Regions from separate parts of the Homo sapiens genome. Here regions 2, 3 and 4 are each linked to region 1. Evidence: chromatin contacts called from ENCODE Hi-C or POLR2A ChIA-PET data. All regions are on one chromosome and are shown on one strand. Each heading gives the region's core, a stretch centred on a gene start or an enhancer-like site at or near the end of the contact. The rest is flanking DNA. Distances are from core to core; before and after follow the strand shown. Region 1 holds the start of GEMIN8 (gem nuclear organelle associated protein 8). Region 2 overlaps LOC105373133 (a long non-coding RNA gene). Region 3 has its middle 49 kb from the start of LINC02154. Region 4 overlaps GLRA2 (glycine receptor alpha 2).

What was found. A loop is a pair of places that touch in the nucleus more often than their neighbours do. ChIA-PET counts read pairs that join two places held with the same protein, here RNA polymerase II (POLR2A). Pooled maps may share reads with other maps.
Region 2: a map of CD8-positive, alpha-beta T cell shows a loop between it and region 1 (8-fold over the local background). The contact joins the enhancer-like site here to the promoter of GEMIN8 in region 1. A Hi-C loop is called at or near these places in 4 of 168 maps with a recorded cell type or tissue (CD4-positive, alpha-beta memory T cell, CD8-positive, alpha-beta T cell and naive thymus-derived CD4-positive, alpha-beta T cell), 16 of 37 single-sample maps with no recorded cell type and 16 of 50 pooled maps. POLR2A ChIA-PET finds 5 or more read pairs at or near these places in 3 of 52 experiments (T-cell, activated CD4-positive, alpha-beta T cell and naive thymus-derived CD4-positive, alpha-beta T cell).
Region 3: a loop to region 1 is called in a map of naive thymus-derived CD4-positive, alpha-beta T cell, with 5 times the contacts of the local background. The contact joins the enhancer-like site here to the promoter of GEMIN8 in region 1. A Hi-C loop is called at or near these places in 1 of 168 maps with a recorded cell type or tissue (naive thymus-derived CD4-positive, alpha-beta T cell), 11 of 37 single-sample maps with no recorded cell type and 8 of 50 pooled maps.
Region 4: a loop to region 1 is called in a map with no recorded cell type, with 29 times the contacts of the local background. The contact joins the enhancer-like site here to the promoter of GEMIN8 in region 1. A Hi-C loop is called at or near these places in 5 of 37 single-sample maps with no recorded cell type and 4 of 50 pooled maps.

What each region holds. Positions count from the first base shown.
Region 1 is chrX:14,028,448-14,031,235 of GRCh38, reverse strand. It overlaps GEMIN8 (gem nuclear organelle associated protein 8), which reads left to right and starts at 1,344. Exons shown (of 5, transcript NM_001042479.2): 1 at 1,344-1,459. RefSeq lists silencers at 1,004-1,143, 1,178-1,377 and enhancers at 754-1,254, 1,255-1,755.
Region 2 is chrX:13,086,384-13,089,171 of GRCh38, reverse strand. The region is part of intron 3 of LOC105373133 (a long non-coding RNA gene); the gene reads right to left. Among named protein-coding and RNA genes, the nearest start is that of FAM9C, 43 kb to the right of the region's middle. RefSeq lists enhancers at 1,368-1,527, 1,598-1,817. Within about 2 kb of position 1,436, at least 12 of the 41 ENCODE cell types and tissues checked have a DNase peak (open chromatin) inside an H3K27ac peak, as active enhancers do; they include CD8-positive, alpha-beta T cell, where a contact is called at or near this core.
Region 3 is chrX:13,252,857-13,255,644 of GRCh38, reverse strand. No RefSeq gene overlaps it. Among named protein-coding and RNA genes, the nearest start is that of LINC02154, 49 kb to the left of the region's middle. RefSeq lists an enhancer at 1,213-1,332. Within about 2 kb of position 1,409, at least 3 of the 41 ENCODE cell types and tissues checked have a DNase peak (open chromatin) inside an H3K27ac peak, as active enhancers do.
Region 4 is chrX:14,671,989-14,674,776 of GRCh38, reverse strand. The region is part of intron 7 of GLRA2 (glycine receptor alpha 2); the gene reads right to left. Among named protein-coding and RNA genes, the nearest start is that of GLRA2, 140 kb to the right of the region's middle. RefSeq lists enhancers at 656-950, 394-1,593. Within about 2 kb of position 1,421, at least 2 of the 41 ENCODE cell types and tissues checked have a DNase peak (open chromatin) inside an H3K27ac peak, as active enhancers do.

The DNA of each region.
Region 1 (2,788 bases), core at 95-2,594:
ATGTTCTACACAAAAGATTTAATTTTATGAGCCCCAAAACTGTATTGTTTACTACTGTGTATCCGGTAAATAGAATACCACGGTACAATAGAAATGCAATGCATGCCACATATATAATTTTAAATGTTCTAGTAGCCACACTAATAAAGTAAAAAGATAAAGATCAAATTTTAGTCTTTAACCTCAATAGTCCTTCTCTAAGATGTTATCACTATAAAGAAATTGAGGTATTTTACATTCTTTTTCTCATTCTTCTTCAAAATCTAGAGTGTAATTTACCCTTACAGTGTATCTCAGTTCAGACTACTACAATTCAGGTTCTCAGGGCCACATGTAGTGGTTACAATGGACAGCGCTAACATAGAATACTTGGCACATAGCCGGCATCCAGTAAATATTTGTTAAAGTTAATATTCTTCTATACCATTTTAATTCTTCTGTAGTCCAGGAATAATACAGTAATGTCACGTCATTAATACCACCCAATTGACTTAGCCATTTCCTTGTTGGGCATTTAGGTCTTTTCCAATTTTCACTTTTTAAAATAATTCTGTAATAAACATCTATCTGGTTCGTACCTGTTTTTCCTTGGAATAAATTCCCAGAAAGTATTAAATATGGTAATTGCCCCAGAAATGATATGTCACGTAAGACTTCTAATTGTTTATGCTTGGTTCTTGTTAATGACTCTTGTAATGTTAACAGGGCAGGTATTGCTGTGATGGTTATAATTACAAACATATTAGTACTAATGTTTTGTCTGCTGCAATGCATCAGGCACTCTGCATTAGGTTATGCATATCTTATAGATGAGACACACGAGGCTTGGGGAAGTTACAAACTTAGCACTGGACTCGCACTCAAACTGAGATCTGGGTTAATCTATTTTCAAAGACTGGGTGTTTTACGCTGGGACAAATTAAGAAACTAAAACTGTTTTAGTTAAGAAAGAAAACAGAAAGGAAGAAAGAAAAGGCTAAGTAAAGACAAGGGAAGGAAAACGAAGAAAGCTGAGGAAAGGACAAAAAGTTAAAGGCTGGAAACCCGGGCGGTGCAGAAGCGACCCTTATCTCGCCGGTGCAGAAGCACCGTCCGACCCCCGGCGCGGGTGCCCGCCACAGTCCCAGTGCCCCGCCCGGTGCAGCTCCCTCTCCGCCGGCCCCGCCACCCGCAGCCATCCCACGCCTGCCGCCCCGGCGCTCCACTCGGGGTAGCCGATTAGCAGGCAGCTTCCGGCCTCCAGCACTGCACCGCCTGCGGTGCGAACGTGACGTCCGCGACACAGGGGGGGACTTCCGGCGCGCCGCGCCACGCCACGTGTTCCGCACCGGAAGCGCGCTTCCAGTCGCCCCGGCAACAGCCGCCTCCCTCGCGTCCCCCACTCCCCCTCTGTCTCTCCAAGGAAAACTAGGCCCCTGCGCGGCCAACGCCCAGGATCCGCAAGCTGCGCGCCCACGAGGTGACTTCGGGGACGGCTGGGTTTCCTTTGGGGAGTGAGGGAGGAGCTTAGACGCCCCGGGCCCTGGCTTCTTCTGATGCGCAGAGAGCCGAGGTCTTGGACGTCACGTTGCTCTCATAATTATCTTAATCCCGCGACAAAAGGTGGGGCCGGAGGCCCATGAGATTCCTAAATCATTGCAGGTTAATTGTGAGAGGGGACCAGTCCCAGAGGCTCTCAGCTCTGCAGTGCTTCCGAATCACTGGACGACTCTTTAAGAATTCTGATCCCCGGGCCCCCATCCCGGACCAATGAAATCAGAATCTCTAATAGTGGGGCCCTGGCATCGGTAGTTTTTAAAGCTGCCCAGGTGATTCTGGGGTGCCGAGAACCACCGTGTTAAGGTCTGTAGGTGAATTCGGATTTTGCCCATCCAGTCCAGTATCTGAATAGAAGATCGCCCAGGACAGCCACATACTTGAAGGATGTCTAGGATATTGCCCTCTCTGCTCAAAAATTCGGGTTTCTTTCTTTTCTCTTGCACTTTAACCTCTGCAGGAGGTCAGCTTTTGGTGGGAGTTATCTTGAGACATCTGGCGCCTACAGTTTATGGGCCTTGTGTCTCTGCCCACTTATCAGTAATGAGCTGTAATTGAACCAGTGGCCAACGAAGTGCATTTTAGCTCTGAAATCTTGATGTTCCCTTAGTACAGATCAGATGGTTCTGAACAATTTTATTTTTTTCAGGAATGATGTTTTTAAACTCGTTTGACAGGCTAGGCTGTGTATTCAGCTGTTCTTCATCTCAAATCAGAACAATATTACTTAAAAAATCTAGACTAAAGATTAGTAACGCAACACTTCTAGGATTATTTATGCTCACAGCCCCCATGAATTGTAGGATGAGAGCTACCCTTTAAAAATACTATTTTTGCTAGCATAATTTATCGGAATAACAGTCTCTTTGTAATTTCAATGTGAACAGAAACCATATATTTTTAAAGACTGCTGGTTAGTAACTTGGAATAAGCATAACTGAAAGCAAGTTCACAGGTGTATAAATCCCCTCTGTGTGTTCATTGCTGTGCTGGGGAAGTATACAAACTAAAGTTCCAGAGAGAAATGTTCATTCTGAAACTGTTCTATAGATGGTGATTAATCATTTTGGGTTTTTTTTTAAAGGATAGGGTGAGATGAGAATGACGGGGGAAAGTTTTGAACAGTTAAGGCTAGAGTGTAAATTGGAGAGTTTGCAAAGTAGGTACAGAACTTTTTTTGAACAACTTCTCTACAAGAGGAAATTCAGCCACGGAACAGCTGGACAAGTGAAAAAAGAATGTAGTTGATCAA
Region 2 (2,788 bases), core at 187-2,686, 940 kb after region 1:
AGGGTTTTGTGGGGTTTGTTTTTTATCATTGTGCTTTCCTATATTGTTCAAATTTCTTAGTTATTAAATATTGCTTTTGAAAATTAAATATTGTTTTATAAAAAATACTGTTTTATGAAAAATTTATTGAACTTTTCATAATGAAAAATTCACTTACGAAAATAATATTTCACCTAAGCTTGCTGATCCTTTTTTGTGTGTTTTGTGACGGGGTCTTGCTCTGTTGCCCAGGCTGGAGTACAGTGGTGCGATCACAGCTCACTACAGCCTTGACCTCCCAGGTTCAAGCAATCCTCCCACCTCAGCCTCCCAAGTAGCTGGGACCACAAGCACATACCACCATGCCTGAATTTATTTTTTATTTTTTATGGAAACAGTGGCATCTAGCTATGTTGCCCCGGCTGTCTTGAACTCCTGGGCTCAAGTGATCCTCCTGCCTTGGTCTCTCAAAATGTTGGGATTACAAATGTGAGCTACCACGCCCAACCTGATCCCTAATTAATTAATTAATAACATGAAATGGGGGCACAGCAACATGCTAATAGTCTAATCCACATGATGGAAGTGAGAATGTCAGTTCTAAGTTCCTCCTGTATTTTTTCCACTCTTCTGCTTATAAGAAGGTCATCATGATTACATATAACATATGCCATACAAAAAGCCACTACTGTTACTTTCAGGTATGATGAATAAAAAGATTGCCCAGGCAAGTTGAGCAGGAGATGGCTGCTCTTGCAGTCTAATTAAGGGACAATGTGCCACCACCATTCTCTTAACCCACTGAGAGAACACAGGAAACGCCAGCTGCCGGAGCAGAGTTGGAGAAGAGATGGGGTGGCAGCGGCTGGGGTCTAGCTGAGACGTCCTTCTGTTTTCTTGGGTTAACAAAGGGGAAGAGACAAACCTTTAGCAAATGCATCCAGCTCAGAGCACATTTAAGCAAACTCTGCGGAGTGTGAGGAGGGTGTCTGGTGGCCCCAGAGAGTGGCTATGTTGGAACCCATGGCTGTGGCCATCGTACTCTTCTATCTTCAGGAAACTGCTCACCTTGTGATCAGAACTTTGACATTATTGGCCACTGGGTGACCAGATGCTGTCCTTAATGGCACTGGATATGTGTCTATTGTCATTTACAAGAAAAGAAGCTTCAGCCGTTCCTTAGGCGATACACAGAGTTAACTTGTAAGGTATGATGTGAGATTCACATGAGATCATGTTGTCCTCCATGCTCTCTAATTATTCTTTGGTTGGTATTGGTCTCAGCAGGAGAGATTGCAAGTCTTCTGGTCTCACAAACTACCCCTCCCACGCCAATCCCATCTGCTCCATCATGGGGCATCATCTTGCCGTTGGTCAGCCATGTTCCCCTATCTCATACTGATGCTTCCTTGGAAGTCCCCGTGCTAAACCACATTACTTTACCCTGGAGATGCCCCAACTCCTCCCCAAGGCCTAGGTGAAGTGACTCAACCATATGTACACAGTATCCTCAGATGTACACAGTATCCTCTCCATGGTAGTGAATCTGTATACTAATTTATACATAATCGATTTATGGGTGTAAAGACTTCACAAATAACTAAACATACAAAATGTGAATTCTCCTTCCTTCTCCTAGCTTAAGATTAGCTCAAAGACAATGAAAGCTGTACTGTGCTGTGCAATCTTCTCACGACCCACACGAAACAGGAAGCTCCTGGGGGTTTCTCACAAGCATGTGATAGATAGTTGTGGTTTCAGTGCAACAGTCAGGTAGATTTTGCAGCCGGAAACATTCACACAAAACATCCTTTATGGCTTCTGTCCAACTCCAGTGTTAGTCAGATGCAGTCCCTTTTACACTTTGACAAAAACCATTTGATTTCTCACACTGTATTTATTTTTTCTTATTGCAATGTCTTGTCTGAAGATACCAGACAAAGGATGACAAACTGGAGCCAGCTGAAGTGCAGGGCCCTTTCTCAGCTGCTCTTAAGAATCCCTCTCAGCACTTTGGGAGGCTGAGGCGGGTGGATCACCTGAGGTCGGGAGTTCGAGACCAGCCTAACCAACATGGAGAAACCCCATCTCTACTAAAAATACAAAATTAGCTGGGCGTGGTGGTGCACACCTGTAATCCCAGCTACTCAGGAGGCTGAGACAGGAGAATCTCTTGAACCCAGGAGGCGAAGGCTGTGGTGAGCCGAGATTGTGCCATTGCACTCCAGCCTGGGCAACAAGAGCAAAACTCCATCTCAAAAAGAAAAAGAATCCCGCAGATTGAGCCATTTTCCCCTGAGCAATAATCCCTCAAGCTTCTAAAGACACCACTTAGAGAAGGAAGAGCCTCGCCCCACTAATGCAGCTGAGTGATGCCCTTTGGGAAATTAGGCTAAGAGGGAATACCTTTTAGCTGCCTTCTGTTATTAATCTGGTCTCAATACCAATCAATGTTATTTATCACTACTGAACAAGCATTAATGCAGAGTCTGAAAGGGGCCTTAAATCTCGTGTAGTATGCTCAGAATCCTAGGAATCACACTTTTAGATCCCAATGGTATTGGGTCAAGGTTTTCCCTTCCATGGCAGATGAAGTTCACAATTTAGGATGCATGCTCACAAGCTTTGCAAGGAGATTACACTTCCGTTATGAAGAAAAAAGCAAACAAAAAAGAAAACCTCTTGCACCATTAATTTCAACTGCAATCAAATTGCAAGATTTTAAGATGATATATCTTGCACAAAGGTATTGTAGATAGAAGAGAAGCCTTTGTAAATATTTATATATTTCTCCATTGAGGGTTTTTAA
Region 3 (2,788 bases), core at 160-2,659, 780 kb after region 1:
AAAAAAGAATCCAGGTTTGAGATCTCAATTGCCAGCTCATCAGGGTGAGGAGGTTACTGGGTCCAAGAGTCCTAGAACTCAGGGGAGAGGAGTTGGGAAAATAGGTTTGGTAAGAAGACAGATAATATTTGAAGCTATAGAGAAGTGAGTGTAAATGGAAAAGAATTGAGAACTTTATACTCTTGGCAACTCTATAATTTCGAGCTCCATTTTCAACCCCACCCTGCCACAGATTAGAGGCAACACATTAGAAATGGAAGAGGCTAGCGGAGACTTAGACTAGCTTGATTTAGCAGGAAACCCAGTTAAGTTTGAATTTCACATAAATAGTGAATAATTTTTAACTAAGTATGCTTTGGACATACTCATTTTGTCTCGCAATCCTAAACGGAGACCAACACCAGGGAAAGACGGCAATGTTTGATGATCATGATGTGTGCCTTGAGACACAGCAGATGAAACAATGCTTGACACCTTCTTTGAGAAGATGGGCAAATGTGCAGCATGTTTGAAAATGTATTTCCAAAATGAGATGTGTGACAAAGAGTTAAACATCCCTACAACAACCACAACCACAACCACCCCTGAAGAGGAAGCCTCAACCTCCCAATCCTCTATGCTAGCTACAAAACTATAGCTGAATTTTCTGGGCAACTCCATAGGCCTAAGGGACAAGAAAGCACCTTAGCAGATAGAAGATGTGAGAGCCCATTATTATAACTGGACAAGAAACTCAAAAGCTACAGTAGCTTTTATTGTTATGGCACAAGACACTTTAGAAACAGTTGATTTAACAGTTACTTTATGTTTTGTAGGTGAAGAAACTAAGACCTTGTGATGAGGTGTGCAAACAGTGGAGCCAGATAAAACCCGGGTCTTTTGACTCCTAAGCATAAACTACTCCAGGATTCACCAAGTGTGGGACACAAAATGAGAACACATAGAATATCATGGCCCTTGAGTTAAGCTGTCCTGAAGAACCCTGCTAGGCCATGCATGCTGAGTCATGCAGAGGGGGCCCCCAGGTGGCTCAGGGCAGTGTTCATTGCCTAACCGGCACTGAAGTCCTGTACTTCAATATTTTATCATCCAGTCAGACATGCTGGTGCTTACGAGCTGAATACTGACCTTGTTCCCAACCTATCTTCTATCATGCCTTCTTTTTGTAGGGTCTTGTCTCCTCTTGTCACAAAAACATAGAAATTTCTTTCCAGCACAAACTACCTAAAAGGGAAGGATAAACCAGATTGTCTGCTCTCTTAAGCATTTGTAGACAGACAACTTTTAAATAGAAGTGCATGCATGAGGTTCTAAAAGCTGTACAGGAACAGCAAGTCCCAGCCAGAGATCCTTCTAGAAAGAGAAACTCAAACTCCTGCTGTGACTATCGAAAATGAGAGTGTGGGAGATTTGGCTGTTGAGAGAAAAGCTGGTATCTTTGCTTCAGGTGAAATCGCAAGATTATGAAGTAAACTTAAAATAATCATAGAGTTGCATCCTCTAGCCTGGCTGGTGAAGTATGTTGAGTGTAGATTTAAGGAAGAAAGCTATGGAGCACACTTTGAGTGGCAAGTGTCTAATGAGTGTAATGACTGCCTAGAATATTTCATTTGTATTATCCTTGAATACCTAATCTATGGACTACACATATCATTTGACCCTAATACAAGCCTGATTTTAAAAAAACATAACACATATTATGTCTAGACTACAATCAAGCTTAAAAGTTTTACAAATTCCCTGGTTTTACTGCCTGTAAGTATGTATTTCTAAAATCTCACTTTAGGGAAAGGAAACTGGCGGAGGTGGAGTGGGGAGTGAAGACAGGAGAGTGTCTTTCTCTGCTGTATAGGAAATGGTTTGGTTTAATCTGAAACCACAATCACCATTTTATTCCATGAATCCCCAGTGCTCCTAGAACACTAGATCTTTTTCTTTCCAGTGCCCCTTCCCTACTGCAGTGGAAACTCCACCTGATATTCTTACCACCACTCTTTGTTCTTCTGCTTACTTCTGCCCACCCCTATCGTGCCCAGTTTGCATCGTTTTGTTTTCTTGCTGGAAATAATGAACTTCCCATTTCCATGCTACAGGTTGATTCTCTTTCATTTCTCAGTAGCCTTCACTTCTGTGTGTCATGGTTGGTTGCTTTCCCCCTACCTCAGGGTGCCTCTCTACCCATTAGGGACTAGAGTTCAAGTTTAACACTTTGCCCTCACAGCTGTGTTTTGCTGCACTCGATGACATAATATTATACCACTGACCTAAGAGTGGAATGACTTTAGTGTGTATATCAGTCACCTATTGCTGCATAACAAATAATCCTAAAATATAACAACTTCAAACAACAATATTTATTACCTCACAGTTTCTATGGGACAGGAATCTGGGAGTGGCTTAGCTGGGTCCTCTGGCTCAGGTCTCTTAAGGTCTGTACGGAATCAAGGCTGGAATCAAGGTGTTGAGCAGGGGCTATAATCATCTCAAGGCTAAGCTGGGGGAGAAGACACTTCCAAGTTCATGCAAGTGGTTGTGGGCAGGATTCGCTTCCTCAAAGCCTGTTGGACTGAGGGCTCCATTCCTAGCTAGCTATTGGCCAGAAGACACCCTCTGTTTCTTGCTGCATGAGCCTTTCTGTAGAGCAGTTCCCAATATGATGGCCTGCTTCACCAGAGAGAACAAATGAGAAGAGTCAGAGAGAAAGCACAGCTGAAATAACATTCTTTAGAACTTAATCTTGAAAGTAATATCCCATGACTTGTGCCACATTCTGTTTGCCAATGTCAAG
Region 4 (2,788 bases), core at 172-2,671, 640 kb before region 1:
GGGAGAGAGAGAGAGAAAAGGAGAAAGAAAGAGAAGAGAAAAACTGGGAGACTATGAAGATATGGAAGAAAGAAAAAAAAGGAAAAATAATGAATATTTTTGAAGCTAGACCAACTTGGATTTGAATCCTAGGTGAATGACCAATGAATTTGGAAAAATTACTTAACCTTTTTGAATCTTGATTTCTTCATATCAAAGTAGGGGCCCACACATTCCAGTTTCATGGGGTCATTGAAGGATTGAATAAGATACTTTATATAAAACTTAACACTCATTTGGCAGATTGTAGATTCTCAGACACATTGGCTTGTAAGGGATGAGCCCCTGAAGACACTGCATAATTCAAAACTTGCATAATTCAAGGCAGTTTTCCCCACAGGAATAATGTAAAGTAAAATATCTTGTATTTGATGTTTTGTGCATGGACTAAGACTTTGTTAGTATTTTTATATTGCTTTGCTTTAAATTCACATAATCTAAGTTCACATAAATGGAACTTCATTGCAGTGAGCACTCCTGTATATCATGGGGACTGATATATGCTGTTACAAAAAGAAAACAGAACAAAATCACCACCACCACTATCATCAACAAAAAGCTTACACCACCACCATTCTATGAGTTATCTCCATTATAAGGATAAGGAAGCTGAGTTCACTCATTAACTTTACCAAGATCACACAGCAAAAGAATAGTTGAGCTGCGATTTGCATTAAATCTGGCTTGACTCCAAATTCTGTGCTTTTCTGCCTCACTGACCCCTGTGGGAACCTCCCTCTCTGGCGATGAGTCAGAAGAATTACTCACAGACTGTGCTTACACCAGATGACAACATCTGATGTGGAAAAGAGGTGAGAAGGTACATGCAGTGGGACTGGCAAGCAAGAAACAACAGTAGCACTGTCACACCTGCAGCCATGGACATACTGTGAAGATAAGTGTTCATAGATGGCAGATAACCGCAATCTTCATTTGTTTTCTCAGTCAGCAATTAGTGCCTCGACTACTTGTATACTATTTGTGCATTTACTCCCTACCCTAACCCAGGTTCAAAATTCATACTTACAAGCAAGGAAATAAAAGAGGGAAGTTTAATAACTGTTATTTGGAAAGGCCTTGGAATGGTGGGTAAGGTTTATAGTGATGGGTAGAGGAATATGGAAGAGCTGACAGGTCTCCACTCCCTGGACTGAGCTTGTTGGTTTATGATTTCCAAGTTGCCTATGCCTCCTATAGTGGGATGAGGAGCCAAATCAGGAAGGAAGCAGTGGCCAAACCTTTCACCCCTGACCATTTCTCAAACTCAGAACCTTACCAGAGTGAGTGGGTGTACCTGTGTTAAGTGACTATGTGCAGATGCGTCATCATCTCATAACAATTATGGATGATGTACTCCTGAGATGAACAGTGGGTAAGATATGTAGGGAATGGGTGATTCTGGAGTACAAAATAGAGGCAGTCTTAGAAGCCCAGTTCAAGTTGCAGTGATGGAGAAATCATTTCCTCAGAATACCTAGAATCTTGTGATAACTCCAGGATACAAAGAGGCCCCTTCTGGTGCTGAACTTCTCCACCAATGCACCTGAACCCTCTGAGCACTGTGATGCTACATCCTGGGGATGAGAACAGGGATTCCTTTAGTGGAGGGCCATAGAGTATTTAATATATGAGAGTATAGTGTGAAATATGAATTTCAATTGAATGGTAGAGTCAGTGGTAGCCGAGAAGCTTTCCGACCCAGACTCTGGCTTGTGGACTGATTTAGTGTCAGCTCTGTACTTTAATGTGAGCTCACAGTGGAGGCTGCAGATCATCAAGGATGTCTCGATAGGAGCCAACTTGCCAGACACCTTCCCTTCTTGGCATGGCACTCTGGGCGCTCAAGCCTAGTGTGTTCTAACCTAAAGCTCTTGAAGTTAATCAGCTACCTACTGTTTCATACTATTCAAAGTGAAACTGAAATGGAAAAATTCCAGGCATCCACCACGCTCCAGGTTCCATGTGGGGAGGAGAAAACAAGAAAAGGAGCTACAGGTCAGTCAAAGGTTTGTAATTAATGTGGTTCAAAAGCTTCTGGCTGGGCTGTTGATCTCACTTTTTGTTAGTTATAAATTACCAAAGATTATGTCTCTACTGTATCCACTTCCTATAGTTGAGCAGCATTTTGATACAAGTCAGCTCCATTCCTTTCTCTTTAACAAAAAAACCAGAAGCACAAATCACCCATTAATAGTTAAATACCTATTTGCAATAGATACTAGCCTACAGGAGTCTGTAATGATTAAAAAGAAATCCTACTGCCTCTTGAGTAAAATGACATAAGTAGATGTGTAAGCTCTTTGAAGAAATAAAAGGCCATGCCATCAGATAGCATTATTATTTTTCAATATGGAAGTGTACAGAATGCTTAAAAGATAAAGTGTAAGTGTGAAAATATTTTGGTTGGGCTCATTGAGTGCCTCAGTTTCTAACATATCAGTTGCATACATCTGCTTCAGAAAGTTTAGATCAATCTCAGCCCCTTGGCGGAAATCAATCCAGTATGACTATCTAAAGTAAGAGAAAGCAGCAAGGCTGTGTTAGAGAGAGCCATGAGAAGATGCCAAAAATGTGGACCTCAGCTTTGCCACTGGCTCACATTGCAAATTTGGGCACATTATCTCACGATTTGGGGTCTCACACTCCCACTTGGGATATAAAAGGATCGGGCTGATAATTTTCAAGGGTTCTGCTATTCTAAGATTCTGTGACTCAAGGGAAATAAAAAGTGATGAGAGAGGAAACCACA